2 separate regions of the Mus musculus genome follow, and region 1 is linked to region 2. A link is a contact called in ENCODE POLR2A ChIA-PET data. All regions are on one chromosome and are shown on one strand. Each heading gives the region's core, a stretch centred on a gene start or an enhancer-like site at or near the end of the contact. The rest is flanking DNA. Distances are from core to core; before and after follow the strand shown. Region 1 holds the start of Ddx5 (DEAD box helicase 5). Region 2 overlaps Pecam1 (platelet/endothelial cell adhesion molecule 1).

What was found. ChIA-PET counts read pairs that join two places held with the same protein, here RNA polymerase II (POLR2A).
Region 1: POLR2A ChIA-PET joins it to region 2 with 14 read pairs in Patski. The contact joins the promoter of Ddx5 here to the enhancer-like site in region 2. POLR2A ChIA-PET finds 5 or more read pairs at or near these places in 4 of 5 experiments (Patski and embryonic stem cell).

Annotation. Positions count from the first base shown.
Region 1 is chr11:106,786,891-106,790,578 of GRCm38, reverse strand. Ddx5 (DEAD box helicase 5) reads left to right here and starts at 2,085. Exons shown (of 13, transcript NM_007840.3): 1 at 2,085-2,306; 2 at 3,505-3,670. The coding sequence starts at 2,263. Cep95 (centrosomal protein 95) reads right to left here and starts at 1,327. Exons shown (of 20, transcript NM_177088.3): 1 at 1,202-1,327. The coding sequence starts at 1,220.
Region 2 is chr11:106,673,091-106,676,387 of GRCm38, reverse strand. All of the region lies in intron 13 of Pecam1 (platelet/endothelial cell adhesion molecule 1), which reads left to right. Among named protein-coding and RNA genes, the nearest start is that of Pecam1, 41 kb to the left of the region's middle. Within about 2 kb of position 1,403, at least 3 of the 3 ENCODE cell types and tissues checked have a DNase peak (open chromatin) inside an H3K27ac peak, as active enhancers do.

The DNA of each region.
Region 1 (3,688 bases), core at 836-3,335, 110 kb before region 2:
TCAACCAGGCAAGTTCTCAAAAGATGTATTTAAGATAATTTCCTGTGCTAGCTAGCTTCTTTGAAGTCAAAACAGCTGTTCCAACCCAACTCTTATTCTTGTAACCTAAAATCCTATTTGCCAGTATTTTTATACTCACATGGGTGTTTTTAGTTACAATAAATTTATAGGTAACCAGGAATGTCATAAGTCAGCTGTAAATGATAATCTAAAAGTTGCTAGAAACTAACGGAGGTGGCTCAGAATTCCCAATAGTTTTAGACATGTTTTTACCCAATTATCTTGTGTAAGTTAAGATCTCTCGGGTGCCCAAATAAGGGATTAATTTAGGCTGTTAGGAACTTGAATAATGACAACACCGACACTAATGCATTTGTTAGTTTTCCTTTTATTATATTTGATGTATACGAAGGTAAAAAATGAAGAAAAAAAAAACCCAAATCGCTAAGTTCTAAATTAGCACATTAATTGTTTTCCAAAACCAGCTCTTGCCCTTCCCTAGATAGTGCAGGACTAAGGTTAAGGATTTCAGCAATAATTCCAAAACTTGAAACCCCTGAATCTTGAAATGACTGGAACTGGCCACATTTCCAGTACTGACACACGCTCTGGAGACAATAGTCTGAATATGTCATGCCCAGTATGCCCTCTTCCCGATGCCTATGTCGCACAGCTGACCAAGCCATGACAACCATTTTGGAAAGAGAGGAAAGCGTCCTAGACAACCGAATCAATTGGCTTTTCAAAGGCAGTACTAGAAAATGCCAGTTACTCTAGAGGGCATCAAAAGAACTTATGAGTGCTATGCCTCAAAAAGGAAAAAAAAATCAATATAAAGATAAGTTCTGCCTTAGTCCAAACAAAGCAAGGGGAAAGAGAGACAGTCTGTGGATAGATACCCCACAAAAATTCGGATCCAAGAAAGGATCTTGACTGCTCTATATAGACAGGATGCGGGTGTCCCAGGCTCGACAAAGAGTTCCTATCTCATCCCAAGTCTCAGTTCCACGTCTGGAAACCGCAAGAGGTTTCGAGGCTGAGACCCTAAATTCATAGAACCCCCCCCCCCACCGCGCGCGCGACTGCAACTAGTGTCCGACAGTCCCGAGCCTCCGCAGCGGCGCAGACGCGGTTCAGATTCAGCCCAAGGTCCGCGGAATGCTGCAGTACAAAACCACCAGGGCTCCAGGCCGAGACTCACCAGCCTCTGAGCTGGCCATACTGCCAGGAGAGGTCGCGGCCGGACTCCAAGACGAGAGCGCGGGCGACGGTGTCCCAGAAGGGTCGAACTCGGTCGAGCCGACGGGAGGAGGAGGGGGCAGACACTAGCGAGCGGGGAAGGAGGGGTGGAAGAGGGAGGGACGTTAAAACGGCTTCTCGACGCTGATTGGACAGCAGAGGAGCACTTCCTCGCAGCACGCGCTGAGGCGGCAGTTTGCGGGCTCCAGATACCATTCCCCGCGGTCAAGATCCCGCTTACGGGTTCTCAGATCGGCGGGCAGGGCAGCCAGGTCACCCAGCAGCCCGGCCGATCTCCCCGGGGGCGTTGGAGCCGCGCTTCCGGTGAGTTGGTGGTTTGGTGTTCCTCCGCCGAGAGACCAAGCGAGGAAGTAGTGCGATCCGCCTTGCCCTGGGTCCGATCACGTGATGAGGCCAAGCTCCGCCTCCCTGGTCTCCTTCGGTTATGGGCGTGGGGGGAGTCTGTGGAGACGTAAACATCTTCAAGTAGAGTCGGTGGAATGGCTGGCGCTGGCCATTTTAAGGACCGTCTGGCCACGGGGAAGCAGCTTGTCTGAGGTGTAGCGAGACGAGAGACGGCGGTGTCGCCAAAAGGGCGTCGGGGCGAGGCATTCTAGTGGTGTCACCCAGTCGTGAAGCGAGTAATAAACGGGCGCCGGGGAGGGAGCGCCCGCCCGCGGAGGGGGAGGGGCGAGAACATGGCGGATTCCGGAACCCGGGCGGGCGGGCGTTGAGGGCCTCCGAGCCAGGGGGGCGGGGTGATTAGGTCATAGAGCGGCTCCCAGCGTGCTTTGCGGCGAGGAGGCGGTCCAGACTATAAAAGCGGCTGCCGGGACGCAGCCGGCACCTCATTCATTTCCATCGGTCCTTGCCCTCGCAGCTCCGGCCCTCGACACCACCGGCCCCTCCGCTGGTGACGCCCCCGCAGAGGCTTCGCCGTCGCCGAGGCCTTCTCTCCGCGACTCGTCGCCGCAGGATTCTACTTTCACTGGGTTCCGCCCGCACACCGCCACCATTGACGCCATGTCGAGTTATTCTAGTGACCGAGACCGCGGCCGGGATCGAGGGTGAGTGTGACAAGAGACCTGTCAGGCCGGGTGGGGGATGGGAGAGCGGCGCGGCCGAAGGCTCGCCTTCCCAACCGACCTTTAGATTTTTTTTTTTCCCTTCCTGAAAGGAGGCCTGGCTTTTGTCACACGTCCGGTTAAAAGCCGTTAAAGGCTACGCTTCGGGTAATGGCGTTCAACCTTTTTTTTTTTTTTTTTTTTTTTTTTTTTGGTCCGGGAGGGTGGGCCGGGACCCGGGGCGGCCCGGCGACCTCGCGGCTGTTGAGGGAAACCCGGAGGAGTGTTTTCGGTCGGGAAGCGCCGCGCCTTTGAGGCGGTTCCCGGCGTCGTTTGCGCAATCTTTCGTTGGGTTGTTTTTTGAGGGGGGCCCCCCCTTCCGGTATCCCCGGGGGAAAGAAGGGGCGCTTTCGAGGTCCCCTGTGCCCCGTTGGGTGGCCTACGCCGGCGGATTCGGCCATGTGGCGGAGCCGCAGCCACAAAATGCCGGCCTCGGACATGGCGGCGGCGCCTTTGTTACCCCGCCCGGCGGAGGAGCTCAAAATGGCAGCGGCGAGAAAATGTGGCGCAGAGAGAAATGCGAGACAAAGAAGGAAGCGCCGCCCCAGCGGGAACGCCGCCCGGGCCGGGACTCCTCCCCCGGTTGCTTTCGGCTCCTCCTCTTTTTCTCCCTCGCGTTATATAATTTTGTTACCTTGGTTTGCAGCCGTTCGCGGCGTTTCCCTAGACTCGGCTCGCTGGCGCCTGTTCCCCTTTCTACCCTGTCCGCCGTGCTAGCCTCGTTCAGCTGCTCACATTGCCTTTGCGGCCCCGTTATTTCTTTAAGATTAGGTCCTTTGATGAAAACGGGCAAAAATAACCTTCCTAAGCTCCTCCCTTCTTGCCCAGCTCCTAGACGCTAATGCCTAAGCTCTGTGGGGAGAGAAGATGGAGGCTCTAACTCTTGTCCTTGTAATCTGGTCAGATGTTTGGGCTGTTTGCCACCTGATAAACCCACGATGTTTATTTGGCCTCAGTAGAGTGTGCTTGGGACTTCAGAAAAGAAACGCTGCCAGTTGTGGCTGTCCTTAGAATGACAGTTGGGAAGGATTCCAGAAGCACACTTTGGCTCTATCAAAAGGCAGCAGATGAAATGTGAGGGCAAACCTGTTCATGCAGTATCTTTCACAATGTGCCCAACTTTTGTTTTGTGTGTGTGTAGGTTTGGTGCACCTCGATTTGGAGGGAGTAGAACAGGACCCCTCTCTGGAAAGAAGTTTGGAAATCCTGGGGAGAAACTAGTTAAAAAGAAGTGGAATCTTGATGAGCTGCCCAAATTTGAGAAGAATTTTTATCAAGAACACCCTGATTTGGCAAGGCGCACCGCAGTGAGTTTATAAATGTGG
Region 2 (3,297 bases), core at 154-2,653:
GTCCTCCCAAGACATACAACCACTGCACACATACCATACATACATACATACATACATACATACATACATACATACATATATACATACAAAAGCAAACTCAGGACCATCAAGGAAGTGGCCTGAAGAAGAACAAGACAGATGTGCTATCACTGTGCAAGAGATAGTGGGTGCCAGAAATGGATGGTGTCTAGGTGCACATCTGAGATCCATCACAGCTCGTGGCCAGGATTGGGGAGCCAGAGTCCCTATATTTCTTGCTGGAGTAGCTGCATGGACGGCTGTGGTGTTTGAGGATAAGATCCGGTTTGACTGGGTTAAGTCTAAGATGCCGGTGAGACACCCTAGAGTAGGAAGCTCAGGGGTCTGGAGCTCAGAGGCAAGCCAGGACAGATGAAACTGTAGAGTGATCAGTATCAGCTGTCACTGGTCCAGCCTGGGCTTCGACTGCATCCTGGGCTTGCCAACCCAGGTAACATCTTTCTTCTTCCTAGAGGTAAGGGAAGGTGCTAGCTTAAGGGTTGAATGGCAAGATCAGAGCCGGCTACACCATCCTTTCTGTTCTGGACTGCTGCATTCTACCGTGGTGGGGGAACACTGACAGCTCCAGGCACAGGGGACCAAATCCCTGCTCTCTTGTCTGTACAGAACATCCTCAAGTTGCCTGTCACCCCGGGCTCGGATACCAGGCTGAATCCATCCTCCCACAGTGGTCCAGGCCCAGGTCTGGGCAGGCAGCAGCCTGAGGGTTGTGCATGATACTTGTGTGGGAGCGCGTGCCTGTGCGCTGGGAGTTCCGAAAGCTGAAGAGGGAAGAAGGAAGCATCACTGGCCCTGGGAAAGGCTCCATTTCCCTTTTGTTGGGAGAGTGTCCTTGTATCTGGTGTTCTTTTGCTTTCTTGAGAGTGTGGAAGGATTGAATAGAGGAAGTGTGGCAGTTCCTAGAATAGGGTGGGACCGTGGCAATTGCCTCTGGCTTCCCTCGATAGATTCTGCAGCCGTCCCTTGCAGCCAAGCTATCAGTTACATTTCCCAGCTTGCACTAGTTGCCCAGTCAGGGCTCTGGGGAAGATTCTAGAACAAAGGTCGTTTGGGTGGCAAGGGGAACTTAAGAGGATACAAATTGTGTTTCCTCCTTGTTGAAGAAGGACAGTGAGGAACTCAGGTCTGGACCACTGGTGCTGGCCCCTTGTTCTCCCCCAAGCAGGGACAAGGGCATTGATTGCTAGGTGAAGAAAGAAGGGCTTTGTGGGTTCAAGGTCAATGATGACTAAATATGAGCTAGTGCCTGCCAGCCTGGTCCCCTGTTCTCAAGGTCTCTCATCCTACACAATTGGAGGAGGCTATGGGGACCGGGTCCAGATCTAACCCTGGCTGGCAGCTCACCAAGTGGTCACTGCGGATGGAGGAGGACGGGAAGGAACTCATTAAATCCCGATTTGCTGTCTGTTTGCTCCGAGGCTAATTGCTGGGAAAACCCCATGACGTTGGAGCCGTCTCTTTCTCTGTTAGCACAGAGAAAAACAGAAACCAAAATAGAGACCCATCAGGAAACGCCTCTGACAAGCAGAGACAAACAGCTCCTGGCCTGGGCTAGTCTTTAGCAGGCAGCTGCTGCCAAGGAGACATGAGAGGGGGAAGGGCAGTGAGCAGCTGCACCCTGCTCCTCCCCTACCCCCGCCCCCACCCCCTCTTACTGAGCTGGGCAAAACCAGGGGCAAGCATAGACCATGCAGCTCAGTCTAGAAGTGGAAAGCATCCCTTCCTGACTTGAGGTAGGCACAGCCTGAAGCCGCTGAGGTCCAGAGAATATCAAACTGTTGCCAAGGAGACCAGAGAGGTACCTGGAACAGTGGAGTTCACAAGATGTCCAGGCTAACCCCACCCATGTTTGGCTGCCCAGCCCACCCAGCCCTCACCTCACCCTCATCCCAATTCATGTCCCTTCTATCCTAGCTCCTTGTTAGGCTAGGGCAGAGGAAGGTCTAGACTTGCTTCTTATGGACGACATCTTATAGCAGTTATCACGCAGTTATTTTTAGCTGTGTGTGTGTGTGTGTGTGTGTGTGTGTGTGTTGTGTGTTAGGATACACCTGTCTCTGAGTACATGCAGAAGTCATGGACTCTAATTTATGTCAGGTGTCTAATTTATGCTCAGTCTCCCACTACCTTATTCTTTTGAGACAGTCTCCTGCTGATCCTGGATCTAGGCTGGCAGCCAGCCAACCCTAGCAGTCAGCCCTCTTACCTCTGCCCCTAACAATTGCTGGGGTTATAGGTGCCTACAGCTATGCCCCAGATTGTCTGGGATTTGGGTTCAGGATTCCAGCTCAGGTTCTTACGTTTGTGCAGCAAGTGCTCTTACCCACTGAGCCATCTCCCAGCCCTGTGGTATTTGTTTGTTTATTTGTTTGCTTGCACTGGGGCTTGAACCCAGAGCCTTGCACATGCTGAGCTGGTACTGTATCACTGAACCACATCTTCAGCTCATTAACATTCTTGGCACATCTGTCTTCCCTGAAGCCTAGAGCACCTGAAAGCTAGAACCGGATCTACATTTTCTTCTTTAGTGGTTGAGGTCACATAGGAGATGTGTACAGTCGTTAAATGGATCTCTTGGTGTGTAGAAGGCGTCTTGGAGACGCCTGGAGTTTCAGTCTCTGCTTGCATGGGATCCTGTTGTTTCTCAATAGTTCTCTTAGGCAGATGTCTTTACACTGGGGAACTGGGATCTCAGCTACTTTACTGACCTCCAACTCCTGCCTTGGGAAGTGACTTTAATTCCTTCTGCAACGCCTTCATCATTCTGGGTGCCCCAAGTTCTGCTGTGATGATGTGGACCACTCCTGGCCTTTCTCTGTCATACAGGATTTATACAGCCACCCACATCCAGTGTCTAATGAGAAACCTAGACTTTAGTCCCACAGCCTACCTACCAGTCCTGTGGCGTGCTCCTTATTACATAGACAGGAAATCTCAGGAAGGGGCTAACTGTGCCTCGACCTTCTGAAGTTCAAGGTCGGCAATGCTTCAGGGCCTGGGCTGATGCTTTTCCTTCATTACCTTGCAGACAATGCTAGGGATAGCCAAGACTGACTGGAAGACTATGCAAAGCCTGACTGGTGGGGTGGGGTGGAGCCTAAGCTGGGCCTTTGCTCTATAAGACCTTGGGAATCCACCAGGGCAGACAACTGTGGGAACAAAGAAAGCAAGCATGCTTTGGGTAAATGTCACCAAACTGCTCTGGGGTCACAAGAGCCCATGGAACAGCTCAGGGCACAGAAGATGCAAATATTGGGG